Linked DNA regions of Homo sapiens: region 2 is linked to region 1. A link is an interaction called in ENCODE POLR2A ChIA-PET data of the cell type or tissue named here. Cell type or tissue: A673. All regions are shown on one strand. Each heading gives the region's core, and the rest is flanking DNA. Links, peaks and the distances in the headings are about the cores only. Region 1 overlaps SLC25A13 (solute carrier family 25 member 13). Region 2 overlaps DYNC1I1 (dynein cytoplasmic 1 intermediate chain 1).

Region 1 (2,924 bases), core at 147-2,646:
AGGCAAAAAAAAAAAAAAAATAGTGCACATGTATATCATTTGTTAGAGTAGTTAGCACAACAGAAACTCCAAACCTTAGATTCCCTTTCACCGTGTATGTGTCGAGGCCACAGAGTTACATGTGACAGCAGAGCCCTGCAGTTGTGTTTCATGGAGCCTCCCTCCTCCAGGTGTCAGCTGCTGTCCTTCCCTCATGGGCCCTGGGGATGTCCTGCAACATTCTGTGGTGGTGGTTCTTAAGACCTGCTCGTGGAGCACCAGAATCACCACTAAAAACTATTAAAACTACAGATTCTGAGATCTCTTCTAGGCCTATCATACACCATCTATAGGCGATGAGGTCTTAGAATCTAATTTTGTAAAGCTTCTGGGTGATTTTGGTAATAACTCAGTTTTAGGACCAATAGCCCGTGGTAACTCTCCTTTTGTTAATCCCAGGGAGAATACTGTTTTCACCATCATCTGGGTTTCCCACAGTGCTTACCATAGGCAGGAACTCAGAGTAGCCTTTCAGTTTCCTTTCTTCCCCCAAGTCCTTAGTTCTAGAGACATGGTATTCCAACGAGGCCTCTTCCATTCTGGCACTGTGTTAATCTAACTCCTTTTCTTGGGCGCCCCCTTCTCTACTCCATACTAAACTTTCATGTCAGCTATTTTAAATGATTACTAAGTGAAGATTTATGTGGTTGTTACCTTGTAAAGAAGTGCTTTCCTAATAAAAATATTTTGCCTTGCTAGGGAAGGATAGAATTTGAAACTCCAAACTGAAGTCTCATTCATAATGGACATTCTGTCTGTTTCCCTTGTCCCCTGTGAAGAAATATGGTTTCTTAAAAATTCTGATTATCAGAATTTTTACTAGTCTTAACCCCCCATGAAAGTATATGGCATCTCATAATTTTACCATAATATGCTTGTTTGCTAGAAATCCCACCAATGTAAAGTCTGTACCTAAATGATTATTTATTACTGGTTATAAGTAACTTGACAAGTCTTGATATTAATGTTACATTGACTACTTTTCATAGTATGTTTGCATTGATACAATACAGTTTTTCATGCATAAGCACACACATGTGTGCATATGTACTTATAGTTTTTGCATGTTTAAGCCTTTAAGATTTGCTCATTAGATGAAATAAACCAACTTATAAAACATTTCCAATTGAAATTTGAACTCTAAATTACTACTAGTCCTGTTATAATCCTACACATGTATTTATTTAGTTTTCTAGGAGTTGTGTATGGAGAGTACAAGTTCTGGTCATGATTAGTTGCAGTTGCTTCTAAAAATCATTTATAGCTTTTTTTTAATGCAAAAGAAAAATACTTATAGTCATTTCTTCTTGTACATGCATTTTTGATTACTTTCAAACTAGTTTTAGATGTATGTACTTCTGAATCATCTATAAATCTTTTGTATATTTTTCTTCTCTCTTGTTTTCAATTTATTTGAGGCTGCTGGAGGTACCACATCCCATCAAGTTAGTTTCTCCTATTTTAATGGATTTAATTCGCTCCTTAACAACATGGAACTCATTAGAAAGATCTATAGCACTCTGGCTGGCACCAGGAAAGATGTTGAAGTGACTAAGGGTGAGTGAGAATATATCTGAATTCTAGCCTGCAAGTATTGTGGTGTATTATTATTAGGGTGAAGAAGGCAACTAGTACTTTATTATTTTTCTATCCCATTGACACATATTAACTATATGATAACGTGTGTTTTTCATCCTTTGATCAGACAAACAAAAGCAAACAAAACAATCTTCACCAAGTTTTAAACAAACTGGGCCCAGCTTGGTGACTCACACCTGAAATCCCAGCAGTTTGGGAGGCCGAGGTGGGTGGATCACCTGAGATCAGGAGTTCGAGACCAGCCTGGCCAAGAGGGTGAAACCCTGTCTCTACTAAAAATACAAACATTAGTCGGGTGTGGTGGTGGGCACCTGTAATCCCAGCTACTTGGGAGGCTGAGGCAGAAGAATCGCTTGAACCTGGGAGGCGAAGGTTGCAGTGAGCCGAGATCACGCCACTGCACTCCAGCCTGGGCAACAAGAGCAAAATGCCATCTCAAAAATAAATAAATAAATAAATAAATAAACTGAAGACACCCTTTGAATAAGGAAAACATGTAAAGTTTCTTAAATATTTTCAAATCTTGCTACAGCTTGAGCTAAATTGGCAACCTCTAAGGAAGCCTTCAGGTGTATATGAGGAATTCCATAAAGTTGCATTGGTGACAGTGTAAGTTGGTCTGTAGGCTTGGGACAGGATATTATCAGCATTGTAATGGGATTAAGAAAAAAAATCAGAGCCGGTGCGGTGGCTCATGCCTGTAATCCCAGCACTTTGGGAGGCCGAGGCGGGCAGATCATGAGGTCAGGAGATTGAGACGATCCTGGCTAACACGGTGAAACCCCGTCTCTACTAAAAATGTATATATAAAAAAATTAGCAGGGCATGGTGGCACACACCTGTAGTTCCAGCTCCTTGGGAGGCTGAGGCAGGGGAATCGCTTGAACCCAAGAGTCGGAGGTTGTAGTGAACCGAGATTGCACCACTGCACTCCAGCCTGGGCAACAGAGCAAGACTCTGTCTCAAAAAAAAAAAAAAAAAAAATCAGAATTCCCTTAGGAATTCCACACCTTCATTAATATAACCACCTAAATTAATATAATTAATAATCCTAATTTAACCAGTTAATTAGATTAATATAACTTCCCCTCCTGGGACCTATGCATATGAAGTTTCATATATGATTCCTTATTTTCTCTGATTGGCAATTTGAATAACATCAGATGACCCCAAGCTTTTAAACTGTATATTCAAGAACATATTCTGCACACGCTTTCCAAATGGATGCAAGAACTGCAAAAATTCTTACCTTATTTGGATTGACTTGAATTCTACAACTGATGATA
Region 2 (2,924 bases), core at 246-2,745, 110 kb after region 1:
AGGGGATGTTAAATGAAATAGATAACATGCAGTAAAAGCAAGAGATTTTTTTTTTTTACTTAGAATTATGCATCCAGAATAGAAAACTCCCATTTCTAAAGTCATTCGGTTTTTGTTCCTGGCTGAATTTTAAAAAACACCGTCTAGCTTGTTCCAACATAATCAACTATACCATATAGCAGTATATAATATGTCATCAAAAGTTCCATTGTAGAACAAACCATTTAGGATTGCCAAATTTATAGAATGCTGATTGATGAAACCATAAAGAACCCTTCTCAGTGTGATCAGCTAAACCCATCCACCAGGCACTCACAGAGTACTTTCTAGGTCTAGGATGCTATGCATACAAATGTGGTATATTTTCCCCCTGGAATGCAATGTTAGATTCATATTATGCCAAAATAGCATTACATAACGCTCTTATTTTGTTTTGCTTGAAAGTTCAATATTTTCTTTTTCTTTAAGGAAAAAGTTCCTTACCTCACCAGAAATGAAGGTTTTGGTCAACACTTTCTCATACAGTAAAAATAAACACACAATCTTAAGTACAATTGATAGATAATGTAACATTAAATTAAGATCGTATGCAAATTCAAGGAGATTTGTCTGAAATAAAAGGTGTAGTTGTTTTTTTTTTTCCTTTTTTACATGCCATGACATTCAGGAATACTTTGTGTATCATGTAATAAGACATACTAGAAAGGTATATATCTCATATGATAAATTTGAATACCACCAAGTGGCACAAAATTCTAATTAATCACATTCTCAATTGGCTACACTTTAATGAAAGAAAAATAGTATATATGTTAATTGAACATACCAACCAAAACTCAACTTTTCAATTTTAGCATGATATATTTGGCAAACTTTTCTTTTCTTTTCTTTTTCTTTTTTTTTTGAGATGGAGTCTCTCTGCCACCCAGGTTGGAGTGCAGTGGTGCAATCTCGGCTCACTGCAACCTCTGCCTCCCAGATTCAAGTGGTTCTCCTGCCTCAGCCTCCTGAGTAGCTGGGATTACAGGTGCCTGCCACCATGCCCGACTAATTTTTGTATTTTTAGTAGAGATGGGATTTCACTACGTTGGCCAGCCTGGTCTCGAACTCCTGACCTCGTGATCCACCTGCCACGGCCTCCCAAAATGTTGGGATTACAGGCGTGAGGCACCGCACCCAGCCTCTAAACTTTTCATTCTCATGAAATTAGTGGGAAGTGCCACACTCCATCACAGGATGATGGGACATTCTACAGGACTCTAAAAGGAGCTTAGATTGTTAACTTAAGTGTTCTGTGCATGGAGACAGAAGATCAAATTAGGCCCTAAGGAAGTCTCGCCAAACTAGCATTGAAGTCAATGGAAATTTACAAGCACGTTAGAGAGGGTCCTTGTGGCCTACAAGTTCTTGCTAATAATTTCACTAGGTTTCTAAAGTAGATACACAAGTCAAAACAGTAACAACAACACAAATACACACGTACCTCTCCAACGTCATAGACCCAAATACGGCCTTCCGAGTCCCCAACAGCAACTTCTTTGCCAGCTTGGGCCCAACGAACACGGTTTAGGGCGGATGCCCCCTCAATGGCCACACTTGCTGTTGGAACCTGCCAAAGGGTTCACAACAGAATAAAAGAATCTCTGAATATGAATTTAAATATACAAATTTACAATAATACGTTTAACTGGATGAGTCACCAACTGCCTTCATGTGCATTAAGTAATACACATCCCTTGTGCCGGGGGGAAAAAGGGCTCATTGTTCTTAAATCATATGCTCCACTGAATTAAGGGGTAGAGAGAAGAGACACTTTAACAAAAAAGAAAAGGAGGGAGAGTCTTTTTACATAGTCACCGGGCAGTAAGTGGCATGAATATTTCTTTGGATTATGACAAGTGTACATCCAACAAAAAATACAGGAGCTAAATGGGATCCTTCCCCATAGGGTCATAGTTTATGGACAGATGGAGAGAGACAGATCTCAGGATTTACCAAGATTAAGGATACTAAAAAGGCAGAAAGCAGGTGTATGGTGGAATAAAAAAGTCATATTAATGTGAGTCTTCAAGGAAAAAGTAAACATATGTATTGATCTCTCAAACCTCATCAGGGAGGAGATGATCAGAAGAAAAAAGGAAAACATAAAGATAAAAAAAATTTTTCAAAAAACTCAAATTCTCTCTCTCTCTCTTTCTCTCTCTTTTGTTAAATCTGTCTTCCTCCCTCTGGCAGTACCGAAGTGTAATAAGCGATCCACAACTTTGGCACTGTCTCCAGGGTGACATCGTGATAGAATACAGCCACCCACTCATAGAAAATGCCTTATATCTCCTTTAATAAACACTTCAAATCTAAAAGCATTGATAATTATAACAATAATAATAATTAAAGTGAACTGGAGGTGCTGCAATGGAACCTGTAGTATTTGTTCCAAGAGCCTCAGTATTTGGAAAGACTTTTTAGTGTGTCTACCTCTCTCCCATTATCAGTTGTGTAAAAGCTTGTCTTCAAGGTTAGAAGTTTATAATTGACATAAAGCTCAGATCTCTTGAGCCTTTTACAAGAATGTTGAATAGGAAATGACAACATGCCATTAAGAAAGGAAAAGGTAAATATTAAAACATAAAGAAAAAATACAGTGAAAAGGGGGCCACTAGGATCATCTCATGCCACTGTTTAAGACCTGTGTCTAATAAACATGTCGCATTAGAATGGAAACACAACATGTACTGTGGCTTAGCACCACCGGCATTTTGTTATTCAGGGAATTGAAACCATCTGTTTATACGAAATTATTGACCCAATACCTATCTTTAAAATAGCAATAAAAACTCCATCATATATAAGAATCTATGTTTAAACTTAATCTTGAAATCAATAAAAATTCTTTCACCCGCTTAAATCACTGTATGTCAATTGTG

Evidence for each region. ChIA-PET counts read pairs that join two places held together with the same protein. Peaks named below come from ENCODE experiments on the same cell type or tissue, not always from the same donor. Only the 100,000 strongest peaks of a DNase experiment are listed, where the experiment ranks them.
Region 2: POLR2A ChIA-PET joins it to region 1 with 8 read pairs; 3 of 35 experiments call an interaction of 5 or more read pairs at or near these places.

Annotation. Positions count from the first base shown.
Region 1 is chr7:96,189,781-96,192,704 of GRCh38, reverse strand. It overlaps SLC25A13 (solute carrier family 25 member 13), which reads left to right. Exons shown (of 18, transcript NM_014251.3): 7 at 1,458-1,596. Among named protein-coding and RNA genes, the nearest start is that of MIR591, 29 kb to the left of the region's middle. In A673, for the core only: no CTCF peak of the experiment used is centred there; no DNase peak of the experiment used is centred there.
Region 2 is chr7:96,079,048-96,081,971 of GRCh38, reverse strand. It overlaps DYNC1I1 (dynein cytoplasmic 1 intermediate chain 1), which reads right to left. Exons shown (of 17, transcript NM_001135556.2): 16 at 1,484-1,609. Among named protein-coding and RNA genes, the nearest start is that of MIR591, 140 kb to the left of the region's middle. In A673, for the core only: no CTCF peak of the experiment used is centred there; a DNase peak (open chromatin) is centred at 1,751; H3K4me3 peaks cover 333 bases; H3K27ac peaks cover 890 bases.